Regions from separate parts of the Mus musculus genome. Here all the other regions are linked to region 2. The links are chromatin loops, found by intact Hi-C in ENCODE. Cell type or tissue: heart. All regions are shown on one strand.

What was found. Hi-C counts contacts between places; a loop is a spot of excess contacts. Peaks named below come from ENCODE experiments on the same cell type or tissue, not always from the same donor. Only the 100,000 strongest peaks of a DNase experiment are listed, where the experiment ranks them.
Region 1: a loop joins it to region 2, with 12 times the contacts of the local background. A loop is called at or near these places in 10 of 42 quality-filtered maps.
Region 3: a loop joins it to region 2, with 11 times the contacts of the local background. A loop is called at or near these places in 14 of 42 quality-filtered maps.
Region 4: it touches region 2 in a loop (11-fold over the local background); 10 of 42 quality-filtered maps call a loop at or near these places.

The regions. Positions count from the first base shown.
Region 1 is chrX:100,390,223-100,395,222 of GRCm38, reverse strand. It overlaps Eda (ectodysplasin-A), which reads right to left. Exons shown (of 8, transcript NM_001177937.1): 5 at 3,848-3,882; 6 at 2,839-2,890; 7 at 80-204. Among named protein-coding and RNA genes, the nearest start is that of Mir676, 12 kb to the right of the region's middle. In heart, CTCF peaks have their summits at 10 and 2,691 (motif pointing right); no DNase peak of the experiment used is centred here.
Region 2 is chrX:99,850,632-99,855,631 of GRCm38, reverse strand. No RefSeq gene overlaps it. Among named protein-coding and RNA genes, the nearest start is that of Tmem28, 33 kb to the right of the region's middle. In heart, a CTCF peak has its summit at 2,293 (motif pointing left); a DNase peak (open chromatin) is centred at 2,041; H3K4me3 peaks cover 679 bases; H3K27ac peaks cover 700 bases; H3K27me3 peaks cover 1,314 bases.
Region 3 is chrX:99,975,496-99,980,495 of GRCm38, reverse strand. It overlaps Eda (ectodysplasin-A), which reads right to left and starts at 4,890. Exons shown (of 8, transcript NM_001177937.1): 1 at 4,320-4,890. The coding sequence starts at 4,715. In heart, a CTCF peak has its summit at 1,959 (motif pointing right); no DNase peak of the experiment used is centred here; H3K4me3 peaks cover 1,383 bases; H3K27ac peaks cover 383 bases.
Region 4 is chrX:100,477,458-100,482,457 of GRCm38, reverse strand. It overlaps a transcript of Awat2 not described here. Among named protein-coding and RNA genes, the nearest start is that of Igbp1, 14 kb to the left of the region's middle. In heart, a CTCF peak has its summit at 1,908 (motif pointing right); a DNase peak (open chromatin) is centred at 1,937.

The DNA of each region.
Region 1 (5,000 bases), 540 kb before region 2:
CAGTGCCCCTAGGTGGCCTGCACCATATCTGCACCCTGGATATAAGAAGAGTTAGGCCTAAGACCGTACTCACTTCTACCTGACTATAGATGAAGTAGGTGCCGTCCACCAGTACCTCCAGCTCCCCGCTGCGGGGATGTAGTTTAAACACCTTAGGGTTCATAGTGATGCGAGACCAGTCATTGAGCACTCCACCTGAAAGATCTCAGTATGAGAGAAGGGCAGTCACTCAGTACATGTCAAAATAATTCGGGCAACAGAAATAAATACCAACAGTAACCACCCCCCTCCCCATCAACCCTATCTAATACCAATGACCACAAAAGTTTCAAGGGCCAAGATTTTAAAAGAACATTTGGAAGCAGGAAAGGTGTACTGTTTGTAAAGTGGCTTCTAGGCTGGCCTGGGGACCTATGGACCTACGTATCAGTCTTTGTCCTTGCATTCTTGACCGTTCCATCAATAAAGCTCTTTACCTTCTAGTTGGAATCTGAGGTGGCGATGGTGAAAGAGGAGAGTAGGCACAGAACCATATTTTCTTTGTTGTTATGGTGACTGCACAGACAAAGTCCAGACACTGAGTGGCAGGCTAAGTCTTTGTATTCAATTTCACTTTGCTAGCAATATCACCCGAATTCCTCTCTTGTCTCAGAGGTTCCTGTGCTTTTGTCTCTTCTTAATAGATTCTTCTTTATGGCTCCTCCACACCCACTCCTTTCTGGGAAGCCTCCGAGGGCCCCAGGAAACCACTTAATCAAACAATCCATCTGTCTAGAGAACTAGTTGGTGATAATTCAGTATCAGGCTCCCCTGGCACTCAGACCCCATGGCAGCTGGGGATAGTGACCTCCGGTAACCAGGCCCCAGAGAGGGTGAGCTTTACAATGCTGGGGGAGAGCCTGCCAGGTTTCAGGAGACTGAATTGCCTAGGAGTTGAGGCAGCCTTGGCAAAGCCTTTGTTTTATATCCTTAATTCAGCTGGGGACGCTGGGGACAGAAGCATGAGAGGATGGAGGTATATTTCTCCTCTCATCCTGCAGATAGAAAGTTGCTCCTTCCTACAATAAGAAGAGGCAAACTAAGTTCACAGAGGCATTTTCTCTCAGCCATTTGTTCTTCACACAAAAACATTATGTTGTAAGCATCCATTCTTGGTCAGTCTCAGAAGGTCTGCCTCTCTGATGCATGGAGAAAAGAAAGCCATCTAAGTCCTGGCTCCAGTACTTCAGTGGACTGCTCTGCCTAGTGTCCTCTCACTGTGGCCTTGCTCCTCTTGTCTGCCTGTCAGCAGATACTACTACTGGGAATTTGCCTGCAGGGACTGGAAATTATCTTGCTCTTTTATGGTAGTGGGGGCAATTTGAACAGCTTCTGCTATAGAATGACCTCTAAGGCCACCACTTAGATACCCAAACAAATCTATTTTCTGTCTGACCACATTCCTCCAGGAAGGATGGTGACGATCGCCCACCTAAGACCCTGGGTCCTACAGTGCTTGGCCTCCCACAGGGCTGCTAGTGTTTTCCTCTTCCTCTACTCCGACTTGTACTTGCGAGGCTATTAGGCTGGGTATTCAAGTGACAGTCAAGGGAGTAGCTAAGCCCAATGGTGAGAGGAACTCAGCACAGGCACTTCAGGACTGACTGTGCTCTTAGAAGCTGTCCCCAAGTAGAGGTTTTGTAACCTTCCTTTACAGTGTCTGCTCACAGCCCCTCCCTTCCACTCCAAGCTCTGTAAGTAGCTGCTATGTTAGCTGGCTTGCTGCTTTCCAAGACTCCTGGGGGTTCATGCATTTTAGGCTTTGGGCACCCTGGAGACTGGACATTATTTAAAAGCGCTGTTCTTTAATGAATGTTCATGTCTCTTTGGGGGAAGAAAATGAACCAAATCATTCAGTGGAGTGTACACACACATCACTGGAGCAGCATAGCACAGCGCTGAGAGCTAGGAAGATATGGTTTTGAATCTCAGCTCCTAACTTCACTACAAAATCTTGGGCTACTTAAATTAAGTTCTCTGAGCTTTAGTTTCTGTTGCTGTTAAAAAAAACAAAACAAAACAAAACAAAGGAGCATTGCAACACCTACCTCATAGAGTGGTTGTGAAGGTTAAATAAAAAGAGAAACCATTTGGGAATTCTAAAGCACCACGCAAACACAAGGCTACAGTATGGTTTTCTTTGGTATTTCTAGTCTCTTTGGAACTCTGTCCCCCCATCTCATAAATGAGGGTATAACATAAAATCAGCATTTCTAAGCCCCGTTAACATGCTTTTGCTTTTGATAGACATTAGTGTCTCTTACTTCCTAGACACTAACATGTCCCCTCTCTGGGAGAAGCACTCTCTCCAGCCATTTTCTGTATAGAGCAATCAGACAAGATAATTTATTTAATATAGTTCTAACTTCCTTAGTTTCCACTGTGAAAGTGCTTATCAAATTACACATATTTCCATGGTGGCTGATATAAACATCAAAGCAGTCTAGGTAGATGGTTTCCCAAGTCCTTTTCAGATCCCGCATTAGTGGATTCAAAATGTAATTTAGGGGCTGAGGATGTAGTTCAAAGGTAGTATGTTTGGTTAGCATTCACGAGGCCCCGGGTTTGCCCTCTTATACTGCAAAAAGCAAAATTAAACGCAATTTGGGTGTAGCATCTGGTCTTGGTGCAAGCAGTTACTTCGGACAACCAGTAGAGGGCACGACGGAGTAGGAAATGCCCTTCTATGCCAAGGATATTCAGGGACTAGGGAGGAGTTAGGCTGGCTGATTATTTGGAGGCTGGGAATGAGGGAAGGGAGAAACTCCTAGGAGGGAGACATTCTACTTTGATTCTTACCATTTTTGACTTGAATTGCTGACCCTTGGCCCTGCAGATGCACCACAGCTGGCTGAGAAGATGAGAAGAAGAGAGTCACTATAATGACTGCTTGCCGTGTCATGCAGTCCTGTGTTTTTACCTCTGGCTTCTAGACTTTGTAGCCCATTTCTGGCCCCCTCCCTCTGTCTTGAGCTATCCCTAGCTCTATTTCTCCTAAAACATAGTAAGAGCTCTACGTCTTCACTCCGACCTCAGCCAAGTGGGAGGCTGCTGAGCTTTACCTCCCCCAACTGTAAAGCGGGAACTATAGGACTCTCTGCTGGTCACTCTCACAGTGTGAGATCTAATAAGGCAGTGAATATAAAATTGCCTACAAAAACGTAAGGCCTGTGCAACTCTGTAGATTTATCATTGTGACCAAATAACTGTAGTGAGGCTAGTTGCTGGGAGGAGCAAGGTAAGGAGGCTAGGCAGTAGAACCTGCCAAAAGACACAGATTGGAAAACTCAAGGACTAGGAAGGAACCTATAAGGCCATTAAGGGGGAAGCCCAGGCTGGCCTCAGCCTACAGCTAGTTGGCTGCTTTTCATGGACACACAAACTCTCAGCTTCAGATTCTAGGCAGCTTCAGGCATCTGAGGTGGCTTGGAAGTCAGAGGCCTAGGTATATATACACATGCACACACACACACACACACACACACACACACACACACACACACACACACATATGCCTGACAGGCAGGTTATTTCTATGGACTATTGGATCTGGCTGCCATGACCCTCTGTCACTCACGAAATGAGTAAAATGGTCCAGGCAAGACTTGTGTTCCTTTAGCTAAAAGCACATCCTTAGGGCGAACCTTTCCAATTCATAGGTATCGGCAACGGCTGCCCGTGAAAACCTCAGACCCTCCAGTACGACATCAAATAAAGCCTCTGGGAATCTCATAGGCAAAGGACTTCAAGGTGACCCCAAGCCTGAGGCCATCCCTCCTCCCCAGGAAGACAGTAATCCCCAGCCAACCTGATTTTCCCGAGTTCCAGTTTTATCAGCAGCACCTGCAAAATAGGATGGGGCAGTCAGAGTGCTGTGCTCTTTTCTACTTCCCTTTCCCATTTCAGCAGCCAGGGCTCCAGAGCCTGGATTCCACAGCCAGCCCTGTAGGAATTTCCTTCTCCAGGCCTTACAGCTGGAGGGAGTCATAGTACAACATGGGGCTGTTGATGGGAGAGAGTATCCCCTCCTTCCCATTCCTGTCCCTACCGACCATCTTCTTCAGAGGGTCTAGATCCCAGCAGGGAAGTTGGCCTCTGGCCAATATTGGCTCAAGGCAAGCCCCATTGAGCACCCACAGAGAGGAAAGAGAGGCTATGTGTGTCATTGTATGTCCTTAAAACAATGGCACTTGCTTTTCTAGCTCTTTGTTCTCTTCTTACTGATTTCACAAGAGCCACTGTCATTTATAAAGATCTTGTTTCTTTAAGTGTGTCTCTTTGACTCTAGGAAATAAACTCTATGAGAACAGGGACCACTTAGCAATGTATCTCTTTGTACACAGAAATTGTTCAATTAATATTTGTGGAATGATTGGGTTTAAAAAAAAACTTTTATCTCTTGTGGCCATGGTAACACTGCTGAGCCTGTTTGAATTACAAGTGAAAGAATCTGAATCCTGCTGCTGAATTCTTAGACCTGGGGAAATTAAGTTTAAGAAAACCTCAAGATAGAGGAGGGGAGCAGGAGAAAAATGTAACAAGTAGCATGAGTTCAGGCCGTCTTCCTCCTGTCAACTCTAATTAGGTAGGATTGGATCTGCAGCTATACCTGTTGCATGCCCCACTGGGCGCTAGGAGAAAAAGGCAAAGGGATGGAATGGCATTTAAACGAGCAGCATGGTTATTTAAGGGTCTAGTGTGAGACACATTTGGCTTAGGGACAGGGTGGTCTTGGTGTCTGGTTTTGTTAGACACAGCTTGAGTGATTCATACATTTCTAACCACTCGACTAGAAGGGGCTATTTCTACACCACTAGGCAAGGAGTCTCAAAGTACATGGAAAGACATTATAATAGGGTTGTCATTTTGTCCAGTCCCCAACATTCCTCCCACAAACTATTTCCATGCAAATGTCATGTGGTACTCTATGCTGGAAATCAGAGTAAGCCAAATCTATATCT
Region 2 (5,000 bases):
GGTTCTGACTCTGGTTTGTTGGCTTGTTTGTTTGGAGTGGGTGGATCTTTTGGTGTCTGTCAGTCTCAGTTTTCTCACCTGTAAAGGCCAACTAGTAATCTCTCCTGCATAGGGTTATTGTGAGGATCAGCAGGACACTGTATGCACAGGAACATTACAAATAGGATATTCTTAGCAGTGGGGCTTGTTTACAGACAAGAAGATGTCATTTCCCAGGGAAAGCTACCCAGAAATGGAACCAGGGAAGATAAGCTCTCTTCTTCTGCCATTATTATCTTTCTCAGAGCTCTAGCTTTGATTCTAAGCTTTTGTATCCACCAGGCCACATCTATGGCTCTATCTGACCCTGGGCACTGATCATCAATGGCTCTATCTGACCACGGGCACTGATCTCTAAAGTTCAAGGGCTTGGGCATATTGAAATTTACCAGAAGTGTTTCTTTGCCAGCAATCTCCCTTTGTCATTTTTGAGGTTCATCTTCAATTTTAAAATTTTTATTATATTTATTTACTTGTGTGTGTGTGCTTGTATGAACATAAACATTCTACAATGAGTGTGTGGAAGGTTTTACCTTCAATTATGTGGGTCCTGACCAAACTCTGGTCTCCAGGATTGGTGGCAAGTGCCTTTAGCTTCTGAGCTATCTCAAGGGCTCTACATTTATGGTTTTTCATATGAATTTACAGGTTTATGTGGTGAGTTCAACAAGGCTAAATAAACACAGAGTCAGAGAGAGAGAGAGAGAGAGAGAGAGAGAGAGAGAGAGAGAGAGAGAGAGAGAGAAGAGGGGGGAGGGAGAGAGAGAGGGAGAGAGAGAGAGAGAATATATCTTCCTCATGAAGAACTATCTGTTGTCTTAGAACCTGTAACTATTAGGCTCCATAAGAATAACAAAACCAGAAAAGGTGCTTGCTGAAAGTGGGGCTCAGCATTGTGGGAAAAACTTGATCATGCATGTCACCAGGCACTTTGTGATACGATCAATGTATGTTTGCTGAGAATCAACCTCCAGTAAGCAGTGGGAAGGTCAGAAGGGGAAGATACTGGAGGGTAAAGGTGACAGAGTGGAGCACTTCAGAAACTGGGGGACAAGAAAAGGGCGGCACAGAGGACACAGATGGACTCTGGGTCTCTGGGAAGGCAGGCACATGCGCTGTGCATACGGTCTCCAGTCCTGTCACAATGTACTCCTGAGTGAAGACTGCTCAGACAGATGCCTCGGGAACCCTTCAGAGTCCCTCTGAGTCTCCCACTGGTCTAGACCTAGTCATGGCAGCCCACCAAAGGAAGCCTCTTAGTATAAGAGTTGAAGCCAACCGGCCAAAATGGTGTGGTCTAAGTGTGGAGGGCTTTGAATATAAAGCTTTTGCTTTCTCCAACCATTGCGAACCATTACAGGAGCAGGAAGTCAGACCAAAGCATGAGAAGGCACCTGGCCCCATGCCAGGGAGTCTCTTCTGCAAGGGCAGGAGGCTGGAGGCAGGTGTGGGAAGAATGAAAATCTGGGGACAAAATAGCAGGCATGATGATGGATCGGTAGGAGAGAGGAGGGAGGGAGAGAGGATGAGAGGAAGGAGGCAGGGTAAATGGAGAGCGAGAGGGAAGAGGAGGAGGGAAAGGGAGGAACAGAGAAGGGGAAGAGGAAAAGAGAGAGATAGAGAGAAACTGAGACAGGGACAGACACCCAGACACCATCTGGGTCTTTGTGGTGGAGGAGAGGAAGGCACCAAAGGAGTCCCAGATGATAACTGGCTGGCTTCTTGCTCTAATCGCCAGGGGGAAGGACAGGCCATTAGCACAAACAGTGAATTGGCCCCTTAATGGCTTTCTTCCTTCTGCACCAAAAGGCTGCCCATGCAACCCTGTACATCTTTTCATTCCAGCCTGGCTAGACGGGGCGGCCGGCTCCCAAGCTGTGGCTGAGACTCTGGAGCGCTGAGCTGCATTTCATGGCAGGGTTCCGGGAGGCCCCGGCCTTCAGAGGCCGGCTCTCCAGCCCAGCCTCCCGCGCCCCGCCCATGCCCCAGCCTCAGCCTGCGTTTGGCTTGACAGGGTAGTGGGGAAGCCAAGGCCGCCAGAGGCGGAGGGGAGCAGGCAACTGAGGGCCTGGGTGCGGATGAAGGCGGGAAATGGCCCAGACGCGAGGAAAGCAGGAAGGAGAAAGAGGCCAAGGAGGGAAGGCCGGCAGGGCGGACGGCAACGGACCCCCGCGCCTGGGCCTTGTTCAGCGGCTGCGCCTCCGCCTCCCTGGCGCCTCCCGCCCGGGTAGGAGGAGCCACAGCGCCACCCAGCGGCCGGTATCCGGGAAAGGCAGTTAGGGCTTTTCCGTTGCCCCGGAAGAGCTGGAAGCTGGGTGGTGCAGAGCCTGAGGGAAACACCTGGAAGATACCCTGGGCAAACGCAGGGCAATCTGTGGTTGATTAGCTTTCAAAACCAGACTCTCCGTTCACTTCATCTACCAATCCATCCAGAACGTGGTTGTACTTGAACCTTACCTCAGGTCAGCTGATAATAAGTCTTCTGAAGTTTAACAATCTTCCATGGCTCCCAAAGGACTGCGATGCGAAGCCAACCTAGATTTCCTGTTCTGACTGACCTTCAAGGCCTTTCATGTTTTTACCTTAGGCAATCTTTCAAGCTCATCCCTGGCCACCCACTCTGTACATCCTAAACCACTCTTTCTTACCCAAATGAACTACTTACCACCTCCACATTCATTCACTCTGTGGATGTTGACTAAAGCACTAGAGAAATGACAAAGAAAAAGAAAACAAAAAGCATGATAAAAAGGTCTGTCTTAGAGCTTCCATTCAAACGCAGAGACAACAAACAAGAAAGCAGATGTGAAAACCATTGTCCCGTGTCCACTTATCATTTAAAACAGTTCCATGCAGTCTAGATGGTATAAAAAGCAGGGTGACATGCCAAAATATTGGGGCCAGAGGGGCTCTACTATACAATGAGTAGTCAAGAGAAGCCCTCTGAGAAATTGACTTGTGAGCTGGAACCTGATAATGAAGAGTCAGCCTTGCAAAAATCTGAGGAAGGACATTTGAGGCTGAGGAACTGCAAACAGAAGTTCAGCATAGGTGGGGTGGCTGGAAGGGAGGAAAGTGATAAGGGAAGAGAAGGCAAGTTGTTTCTGCTTGTGGAGAGCTTGGTGAGCCATGGAGAGTTCCGATTGCTTTCTATGTGTGATGTGAAACTATGGGAAGTTGTTAGCAGGAGAAAATGAGATGGGTTTAATCTTTAGAAGAGTTCCACAGGAAGGATACCATCTCAGAGACCCAAAGAGTATTTCTCCATACCTCTTCCAGAATTTTTTGTTAGTTATGTTGTTCGGCTTTGTCATTCTGAGTGGAGTGGGGTAAGATGAAATCTCTAAGTTGTCTTTATTTGCATTTTCCTATTTGCTAGGAAGGATGAACATTTTTGAGATGTTTCTTAACTTGTGTGTGTGTATGTGTGTGTGTGTGTGTGTGTGTGTGTGTTTGGGGACTTCTCTGTTCAGATACCAGGTCCAGTTTTTGAATGGATCATCTGTGCGACATCTTTGCCTCTGGTCTAAGAGTCACTAGTGACCTGGACTCAGTGACACCAATGGGCATGGAAGACATTCTCAGAATCTACATGCATTTTGAGACATCTCTCTTTAGGGGTTTCTCTCTATACAAGGCAGGAGCTCTTGAGAGCAGATGCCATGTTGGAGTAACCTGGTGACACTCATCCTATGCTCCAAGGCAGTTATCCTCATGAACATTCAGTACTAAGTGAATAGATTTCTGTGTGGCCACCACAGTGCATGTGACAGGACATAATGGCAGTGGGAAAGAACTCTGAGCCTTTTGCTGTAATGGACTTTTGCCATTTTCTTCCCTTATCCTTGTGTCTTCTGTGCTAACAACTGGACCCAAGGCCTTCACTTAAGTTATTTTGAGTTGTTCTTTAACTATTTAACACCTAGTCCCATCCTTTTGTTTTAGAGATCAACCCCAAATGGAGGAAAAGGACTCTATGAATAATGTTGGGTAGACAGTCAAAATCATCATAGCATAAAATGTTCACCATTTTGAATCTCAAATCATCCCTTCTTCATACTTGCCCCCGTTCTTTACCCACATCCATTCTGCTATGATCCTTTTTAGCCTCTCATTCATTGCTATAGTATTACAGCACAATGCAAGTGAATCTCGGGGTGAAATTGCAAGTCTTAAAAAACAATTCAAGATTTCACGAAGTCAATGGAAGTGATAGTGGAGATCATCTCTAATGTCACACAGAAGCCATACTAAATGGGGATTTGGCAGAGATAGGCCAGTTACAACTGGCAAACTGACCTGGGTAATGACAGGATCAAGGTTTCAAAGAGAACAACTCAACTCTCATAGGATCAGAAGAGGTCCTTGGGATAATTGAGGAAGCTCTTGAATTTTAAACAAACAGAACCTTGCCTATGACTGTGCTGCAAAAGCCAACATTGTATTCTCATGCACTTGGTCTGGAAAATTACATTATCCTGCAACGTTTGAGTCATTTTTTTTGTTATTGTTGATCATTTTAAGAATTGCTGCATAGTTCCAATTATTTACACATTTTAAAATAGAAATTAAAATATTTCCAACATGTTCATTCCCCAGGTTAAAGCAAATGAAGACTTTCCCTTTTCTCTAGCTCTGTTATACAATGAAGCCCGTTTCTAGCACCACTTATCCTGGAATAACAAGGACTTCATGTAGCTGCAGTCTTCTCGTCACTGGTGATTGCTAGGACTGGCTGCACAGAAGAACCACTTGTGGGGTTTGTTAAACAAAGCTGAAACTGGGACCCTCCTCATCCCACACTAATTCGATTAGACTTTTGGCTGGCGGGGACCTGTTCTAATACTCTCCAGGTGATTGTAATGCAAGACCAGGGCTTCAGGCCACCAAAGTCCTCCCCACTTCATCCTGTGCTAAGAGATGGAGGCTGGCTGTAGTTGCACTGACCAGAGGGAAAGTGT
Region 3 (5,000 bases), 120 kb before region 2:
TGGCTTTGTTTTATATAAACGTTACCTAAGTCCCAAAATAATTTAATTCAACAACTATATTTCTACCTAGCTATAACTAGTGATATGTTGGGAATCATGAAGAAAGTAGATTTCTGAGGAGCTTTAAGGTAAAGAAAGGAGATTATTAAGATGAACCTCAGTAACAACGACAGAATAATTCCCAAAGAGAATATGGTTGGCGACTTCCAGGAGTAAAATTAGTGGGAATAAAAATGAGAGTGATATTATGATAGCCATTCTTCAGAAGACTTAAATAAGACACTGTAAAGTCTGCATTTAAACTCATGAAAGCCTATTTTTATCTAGATTCCATATACACAATTTGTGGGATCGCTTATGTTCGCCATGAATCACCCAGAATGATTCTTAGTTATTAGGAGTATCAAAACTTGGTATTCTAATAACAGAGCTAGTTATACCCAAAGATTTATGTTGATCATTAAAGCTGTCTTCTATGATATCACCTCAAATAATTAAGAAAATATCTCAAATATCTCAAACAGTCCTGAATAAATTCCTATTGATCTGCTTGTAGTTTAGTTGATGAGATACCACCTCTATCTCTCTCAACAGAACTTTTACCAACATTAAAAGACATCTAATACTTGTCTGTGTGATGTTGTTAGATCCCCTGGAACTGGAGTTGTAGGAAGTTCTGAGCTGCCATGTGGGTGCTGGGAATTGAACCCAGGTCCTCTGGAAGAGCAACCAGTGATCTTAACCTCTGAGCCATCTCTCCAGCATCTGATACTTAACACTGTATCTGCCACAGAGAAATTTTTATTTATTGAGCTTAGATTATTAAATTATACCAACAATGTTACTCATCTCTCTCCTGATTTGGAAGACTCTGATCTTTGATCCTCCCCCCCTCCCTCCCCCACTTCTCTCTAGTTCTCCAGATTGGAAAAATGACAACTAGAAAATCCCCACTTTTGATCAATTCAATTGGGTTTCTGGAGACTTATCAATTGGCTATAAGATTTTTTTTTTTTTTTTAGTAACAGTCATCAGAATTTTCTTTCTGATTGTAGGGAAAAAATCACATCTGATCTTCTTCATGGAAAAAAAAGGTTTGTTTTGTTGTTGACACGTTGCTGAGATTTTTCCGCCATGTTTTTGACATTTGAGAGACATAATCATGACCAGACCTTCTTCTCTACAGTGTTATCCAGTGATTTTCAATGTTTTGAATTATTTGTTGTCAAAATCAGACACTACTGGTGCATCTCTAGCCATCAAACTTATCTTCACTAAGTATCCATATGCAGCTACTCCTTCAGCTGAGGGAGACAGCCCCTGATTCCAGAAACGCTAATGTCAACCTCTCAGTTTTTATGAAACCATGTCCCTACCTTTCCAAAATCTCCCTTGCAGAGAATTGCTTATATTCCTACTTTGTGTCCTGAATTCTTTCCATATCCTGCTTTGTTTGTTTGTTTGTTTGTTTGTTTGTTTAATTCCAGTATGGTACAGACAAACCTTCAATGACTTCTGGAGTCTTTCCTTGAGTCATGATTAAGAGCCCACAGTCCAACCATCTCATAAGTATGAATACCTTTTTCCTTGCCTAAATACATGTCTGACCACTCATAATGAAAAGCCACTGATTGTTGGGCTCACCACAGTTTAGTTGCATCAGTTTCCCTTTACTCTTTCTAAATATGTTGGTAGGAAACCCAAGTATAGTACCCACTGGAAGATGCTGGCTTTGTTTCTAGTCCTCTGCATACAAGGTTTGCTGTAACAACATCTGCTTATGTTGAAAAACTAAAATATAAAATAAGACCTACATGGCCAAGTCCCACAAGGTTATTCACTTCCTTATTTATGAATCAGAATCTGTCAGCACAACTTAGAATTTTGACTGTCAGCAGATACTACCTACGATTAAATGTCACCGAAAAACCAGCAGAGGGTGCAGCAGGGCACTAGAAATGTTACCCAAGATATAGCACAGCAATGTAAATCAATTAGCCAATCAACTTTTCCTTTATTTATTTACTCATTCATTTATATATTTGTTTGTTTGTTTGTGTATATGCTAAGGCTAATATCACCAAAACAAATTAGTTGAATCTGGGATAAAATGTCTTCAGTGGGCTAAAATTCTCCTGAAAGTGAAATTCAAGATGAATAAGGAATATGTGATTAAACTTAGTCTGGTCAAAATTAGTTAGAGCAGAACAAAGTGACACAGATCTGAGCCTCTCATTTTGTAAAAAGCCTACTATGGAGTTTCAACCTGTTGTCCCTTCATCGCCCCCCTCAAAAACAAAGTTTCTCAGTAGACACTATATTATGGAGGACTGTGTACTAAACTGGAGGATGGCAGAGCACCTTCATCCTAGTTTTGACTCAAGCTAGGATATCTTGGGCCACTTACTTCTCCCTTGAGGCCTGTATGTTCTCCAAAGGAATCAATAAAATAGATTCAGGAGGTACCTTACAAATCTGGAAAACATAAATTCCAATTAATGCTAATGAATGTAAAGAACTGGTATCATTGCTTTGACTGCCCCATAGACTAAAATAGACTAAAGGATAGCAGATAAGAAGCTGTGCTGAAACACATAAGTATTTTTGCTACATCTGATGTAAGCAACTAAAGGCCATTGCAAAGCTGTGAGAGTCCCATGCCATCACAGAAGCTCTAGTATACTGCTGTCCCACAATCTCTAACCAGCGCTCTGTCCATCCTGATTGCCAAAAATCCTTGACCACCATTTGAGTAATTTCCTGATTTCTTTTGAGTGAGTGTGTGTGTGTGTGTGTGTGTGTGTGTGTGTGTGTACATACAGAGAGAGAGAGAGAGAGAGAGAGAGAGAGAGAGAGAGAATATCAAGGTGCAGCTGCTAAGTACCTCTACTAGGATCCTGGAGGGGGGTAGTAAATAAAAGACCCAGAGTCCTAATTCATTGTCATTTAGCCCCGGTGTTTAAAATTTCAAGTATGAGAAGCCCGTCTACTGATTCTCTTCTTTGATACGCAGTTATATAAATTTGAGTGTCTTTGAAAGACATTTTAGGTCTGAAGCAATTTTACAAAGCACATTGTTAAGAAAGAAAGGAAGGAAGAGAGACACAGAGAGAGAAAGGAAAAGAAGAGAAAGTGTGTGTTCTGACACTAGAGTATTATTATGAATGTGACACCTCTAAAGTGTACAACTTGGAAAGTCAAAGCAACACAAATAATGTTTAAAGAGTTGTGACAATAACTATGGGTATAGCACCAAGTACAGAAGGCTTCCATGTCTCACCTCAAGTAGCTTACTTACACAAAGTGTCGTTTTCTCCAGAAGTTACAAATTCACCATTAATCTTTAACCACCTCAAAAAGATTCTTGGATGTTCTGCCTAAGATTCAAGTGTGAGACAGCTATGGAAACCACAGGAAGACTTAATATCAAGTACACTAAATTTGCTGGAATAACGAGTAAGAAAAACAACTACGATAATGGTTTGCTAAAAGAGATACAAACCCTCTAAAGATTATCAAAACAAAACAAAAATCCAACTTCCTGTTCCAAAGGCAGCAATAATGAAAACTCTTCACACCCACTGCACCCAACTCCATCTACAAGAGTGTCAGAACCGGCATGCAAAGGGTGAGTTTTATTTCCATAGATTTTTTAAATTGCTGTTCAGAAGTTGTCTAGCAAGACGGCATATTTCTACCAGAATTCCTCAGGGGCGCTGATCCTAACTAGAACGCAGAAGAGAATCCGTCTCAAGTTGCAGGTAAGTGTGAAAAAAGCTCAGGTCCTGGTCAGCGCACAAGAATCCAGCGCTGAAAGTATGGTTAAAAGTTGTTTCAACGGGCGTGGAACAGTTAGTACAGCTGTTTACAGCTCCAACTCCAAAGAGGAGCCTGCTAGTGCTGGCATCAGCTCGGGACACGAAGAAACAAGCACCACGGGCAGAGAAACTCACCAGGGGGCACGAGGGGCCAAGCTGCTCGCCGTTAGACGGCCACGGGGGCGGCGCAGGCACCTCCGCGCCCGGATGGGTGCAAGGCAGGCCAACTTTTCGCTAAGCAGCCCACACCTCCCCGGGGGCGGCGCGTGCAGGCTGGGCTTTCCAACTCCACGGGACCGGAGAGGGTCTGGATGAGCCAAGGCAGGAACCGAGAACAACCTGACCTGGACAACCTCTCCCCAGCACTCCGGCCCACTCCCAGCTCCTGCCCTGGAACTTGGCTCTGAGTGGCAGAGTCCCCTGAGCCCTGAGGCCCAGGCCCCCGCCCAACCGAGCAGGGGAGGGGGCCTCCAAGGCCGCCGCCCCTCCTAGGTGACTCACCTGGTGCCGGTCCTGGGAGTCAGGGGGGAGTGGATCTTCTCCCGGTTCCAAAGGCTGCTGTTGAAAGGACGGCTGCCCCAGGTGGCGGGTGATGGGACCCACCGGGTCGAGGCTCCCAGGGCTGCTTAGGGTGCCAGAGGTGCCAGGAGCACCCGGGCCACCGAGGCGGGACTCGGTTCCCCGTTCCCGCCGCAATTCGGACCGCAACTCTAGGTAGCAGCACAGCGTCAGCAGGTGGAGGGCCAGCGAGAGGCCAAAGAAACCCAGGAAGAGCCGGCAGCTGTTCCCTTCGCCCGCCCGAGCAGGGGCCCCGCGACAGCCGCAGCCCTGGCTGCCCCGCTCCCTTGGCGCTGCCGCAGGCAGGGGTTCCCTGCGCTCTACCTCTGGGTAGCCCATGGCCTCCAGAGACAACCACTATCTGAGGCCCGGGAGCCTCTGCCTCTGCCTCAGTCCTTCACGACCCCTGACAGGCGACTACTGTCCTGCCATCGGCTGGGGGCTGCAGGGACCCGTTCCTGAGCGACGGTGGCTGGGCGGGACAGAACAGGGAGCAGCCGCATGTGCAGCTCCACTCCGAGGGGTGGGAAAGGGAGGAGGAGGGGCGGGCGAGAGGGGCGGCGCGGCCAGAGAGGGAATGAGGGAGGAGGTCCTCACCTACCCCGCCCCATGCCTCAAGGGGCG
Region 4 (5,000 bases), 630 kb before region 2:
TTACGTAGTATGTGACCCTTTGCAACTGGCTTTTGCCCCATCAGCACAGTGCTTTGGGATTTATCCAAATTGTTAAATGCACCAATAGCTTGTTTCCTTTTTATTGCTGGGTACCATTCAGTGGTGGATATACCTTAGTTTATTGACCCAGTGACCTAATGAAAGACATATTGGTTGTTTCCAGATTTAAGGTATTAAGAACAAAGCTGCTGGGGGCTGGAGAGATGGCTCAGAGGTTAAGAGCACTGACTGCTCTTCCAGAGGTCTTGGGCTCAATTCCCAGCAACCACATGATGGCCCACAATCATCTGTAATGGGATCTGCTTTCTTCTGATTTGTCTGAAGACAGAACACTCATATGCATAAAATATATGAATAAATAAACCTTTAAAGAAGGAATAAAGGTGCCATGCTTCTGCATGGTTTTGTTTAAACAAAACATGTCTTTACTTGAACAAAAAAGTGTGTTTATTTATTTATTTTTTTTTTGAGACAAGATCTGACTATGTAGCTCTGGCAGGCCTAGAAATTGCTCTGTGGGCCAGGTTGTCCTCAAACTCAGAGATCTATTTGTCTCAGTCCCCTGAGTGTTGGGACCAGGGGTATGAGCCACTTTGTCCAAAAAAAACCTTTTTTAAAATTTTGACGAATTCTGATAGCAAGTTTTTCTTTTATGGATTGTGATTTTGATGTCCCCTAAAGCCTTGCCCTAGGTCTCAAAACTTTTTCCTGTAAATTTGTATTAAAATGTATTCATTCATTTTTATACATGTGCAATGTGTGTGTGTATGAGTATTTCAGTGTGTGTGTGTGCCACATGTGTCCGGCCGGGTATTTTTAAAGGTCCGAAGATGGTGCTATTGATGTGCGGAGCTAGGTTTACAGGTCCTTATGAGTCACCTTGTGTCGCTGTTGGGAACCAAACTTGGGTCCTCAAAAAGAGAAGCAACTGCTCTTGATTTTTGTTTTGGCTTTTTTGGGGAGGGAGGAGAGGAGGGAGACTATCCTTCATCGAATTTTTTTTTTTTTTTTTTTGTAGAAGACAAAAATCAATTAGACAAATTTGTGGTCTAATTCTGCATTCTCTTCTGTATTTTACCTGCGTATGTAATTCCTACCAGTACTAAAGAACATAGTCTCCTGAGACAGAGTGCCCTGTGTTCATTGCTAGATGCTGAGTGAACTACCCTTCAGAGCTTCCTGCCTCATTCATTCAGTATGTGGAATGGGCCTCCAGAATCCCACATGATCTTGCCTCTGCCTACTTCACTGGGGGTCCTTTCCTAGCCCGTTGCTTTGCTTTCATTGTGTTCACTCTGCTCCAGTCACAGGGGCTTCCCAATTGCTCTTCAGTCACGCTGTACTTCCCCTCCCTCCCCATCTTTCCTAGGCTGTTTTCTTGCCCAGAACCAGCTTCCTGCAGGCGTCATCATGGCTGCCTCCTTTACCTCCCACTAGTCTTGTTTGTGTTTTTGTTTCTTTTACTTCAAACACAGCTTTATTTAAAACAGAGAGGATTATTTTGCCTCTCACTTTCTTGTTTTTCTTTCTTTCTAGCATTCACAAACGAACACAGCATCATCTAATATATACGTTACCTATTTCTCAACACACACTTTATTATCGAATACCACCAATCTCTGCTCACTTGTTCTTGTCTGTCTCCCAACCTGCACGCTGTGTGCTCAGTGAGAAGAGGCTTTTTTTCTTAGTTTGGCTCTCTGCTGTAGTCTTAGTTTTTCAGACTGTGTCTATTGTAAAGCAAGTCTGTTGCATGAAGAAATGAAATAAATGGACAGGTGGATGCAGGCATAAGCGAAAGAATAAATATCGTGTGAGCCCCAGCCTGTTTTACTTGCCTTGTGTCTTAAGCATGTAACCTTGGACTCACTCATTTGCTTCTCCTATGGCTGACCACCAGATGGCAGTTGGAGCCTGAACTTCTGAACCTCCACCCATTGCCCCGCCCCTAAGCCAACCCTTCACCCAGCACCAGTCAGTCCTGCCCAGAACTGTTATTTGTTTGTTTTTGTTTTCTGCTTGTCTCTTTCTTGTTGGTTGTTTTTTTAACCTCCTTATCCTAAGAGCTCACTGATTTTGTGCAAACTCCTAACTTAGATAGTAGCATCAATATCTGAAGTTATTTTTTTTCTTCTTTAGAAAGGTTCCAATTTCTTTCCTGTTCCACTGCTCTCTCAAGTTCAGATGGAAGACCCTGCCCATTGTGGCGATTCCAAAGTAATTATCTACAGCCTCTAGGACAATAAGATAAATGGCCCTAAAGAGATTTGACTTCTACTTCTTAACTTCAGCAAACCCCTCTGAGAGTTGATGTGTCCTCACATGAGTAAAGATGGTGCATTTCATCACCATGGCTGAGCCTTAGGTTCTACACCACAGCACTTATTAGCCTTGTGTTCTGGTTGAAGTTAACCAGCTAACATAGATCTTCAAGCCTTGGTTTTCTTAGCTGCAAAATGGGGGTAATCATGGCACCACATTCACAGAGTAGGCATGACGATTCAACATTGGCAGAATGCCTGGCATAGAATAAAGTCCAATTAAAGAAAACCTGGAGAAGGGATGAGAATAAACATGACGAGACATGGTAGGGACTGGCCAGGGAATAAGTATGTGGCGCCAGTAAGATGACTAGAAGGGAGAAGCCCAGAAAAGATGAGAGACGCAAGAATTCCATCCCCAAACACATTACCTTTCAGCTGCAACTTGCAAGGTAGGTCAGATGTGCCAGCTAGTCAATGTGGAAAGAGCATTCTGCAAAGGAAACATGGAATATGCAAATAGAGGTATGAAACTCTAGCTGCTAACAGTCCTTTTAGTAAGTAAATAATTAGCATGACTGAAATGTAGGAATGACCAAAAGTAAAGCCAGACAGATGTGTAGGAGCCAGACTGTAAAGGGCCTCATGGGGTAGGTGAAAGAGACCAAAATTGACCAAGCTATGGTGGAGAATTCTCAAGTGTTAAGCAGGAAAGACAGTGATTGCTCCAGATGGCTTACAAGTCCAGTTGCCTTGGAAGGCGTAAGCTGGAGGCTGGGGAAAGATGTGCTGAGCTTAGAAGAACACTTACAGAGACTGGAGATGAAGGGCTAAAGTTTATGCATCGCTTTGTTTGTTTGTTTATGTTTATGTTCTTTTACCAGAGGATAAGATCAATAACTAAGCTTTCCCAAAAGCTCACCTGAGAAATAGAGAAAAAGCTAGAGCCAGATGAGAAAGTAGAGTCATGGTGAAGTGTGGAGTTTTAAAATCAGAATGAGAGTTGGGACTCTCCTGCTGCCCATAAGGCCTAACACTAATTAATGGAAGTTGATGGAAGTTGGGGGAGAGACCTCATGTCTAGGCCTGCCCTGGCTTCAGTCTGGTCCCTTATCCTCTGACACCCTTGTGTCTCTGAGCCAGAATGCCATGATATAAGGGCCGAGTGACTACTATTTTCATGGATTAACTGTTATGAGAGACTCAACTTTTTACATAGAGCTTGTGTTTCCTTTCCGATGGAGAGATTTTCTTTTTTTCTTTTTTTTCCATTTTTTATTAGGTATTTTCTTCATTTACACTTCCAATGCTATACCAAAAGTCCCCCATACCCACCCACCCCCACTCCTCTCCCACCCACTCCCCCTTTTTGGCCCTGGCGTTCCCCTGTACTGGGGCATATAAAGTTTGCAAGTCCAATGGGCCTCTCTTTCCAGTGATGGCCGACTAGGCCATCTTTTGATACATATGCAGCTAGAGTCAAGAGCTCCAGGGTACTGGTTAGTTCATAATGTTGTTCCACCTATAGGGTTGCAGATCCCTTTAGCTCCTTGGCTACTTTCTCTAGCTCCTCCATTGGGAGCCCTGTGATCCATCCATTAGCTGACTGTGAGCATCCACTTCTGTGTTTGCTAGGCCCCGACATAGTCTCACAAGAGACAGCTACATCTGGGTCCTTATAATAGTCTTCAAGGACTGAGAGAACTTGCAGGCCAGCCAGAGGAGGCATCCAGTTTGTTCTTTTTTTTTTAATTCCCCAGGATATGAGCCCAGCACTTTTCCTCTGTCCACTTTCTTTGTACTTTCAAAGGTCTTTATTCTCATACCACATCATTCTTGTATTCCACACCAGGAGTGGGTGGGAGAATGTTGCTCTTTACTTTTTTTTTTCTTTTCCAATACCAACACTTTCTTCCCTGGCATGGGCCTCTTTAAAAGTACCTAAGGCAGGATAGGTGAGATGGCTCAGCAGATAAATGCACTTGCTCTGTAAGCTTGAGTTACATTCCTGGAACCCACATGGTAGAAAGAACTCACACGAGTTGTCTTCTGACCTCCACATGTGCTCTATGGCACAAGGACATCCCTGTACTTAATAAATGTAATGAAAAATGCCCAAGACATACATTCATAGTCTCTTGTGTACACAGGAGGAAGGGGGGCAACCAATGCTCCACCTGCTCTCGGCCTCGCTATCTTGAACCTCACAGGCTGCAGTAGAAAGTCTGCCTTTGTACCTCAAGGCTGTCTTGGCTCTGCAATTTTCCTTCTAACCTAGTCTGGGGTGAAAATGTGGGAATTTTCAGGGGATGAGAAAGGGACAACGATCCCAGATGCATATGAATTAATTAATTCATTTTGTTTTATATTAAATGTTTTACAAGTATTTGTGCTGATTCTTCATAGCAACCCCGTGAGATGGGTCTTGGTATCTATCTGTATTTTGCACAGGAGGGAACTGAGGTGCGGGGAAGTCACAGAATTTGCTTAAGATTATTAGGGTAGTTATTGAAGAACTCAGAACTTAACATGTGTGTTTTACCTCATACTCATTTTTGCCTAGTAAGTCCTACTTCACGGGCACTGAGGATGGACTGAGAAGAGAACCCCCTTAACCTTTTTTTTTTTTTTTCTGCCACAGGAAAAGTCTAGAAGAAAGAGGTTTTTGTTTGTTTTTGTTTTTTTTTTTGTTTTTTTTTTTTCTTCTTTTTGTTCTGG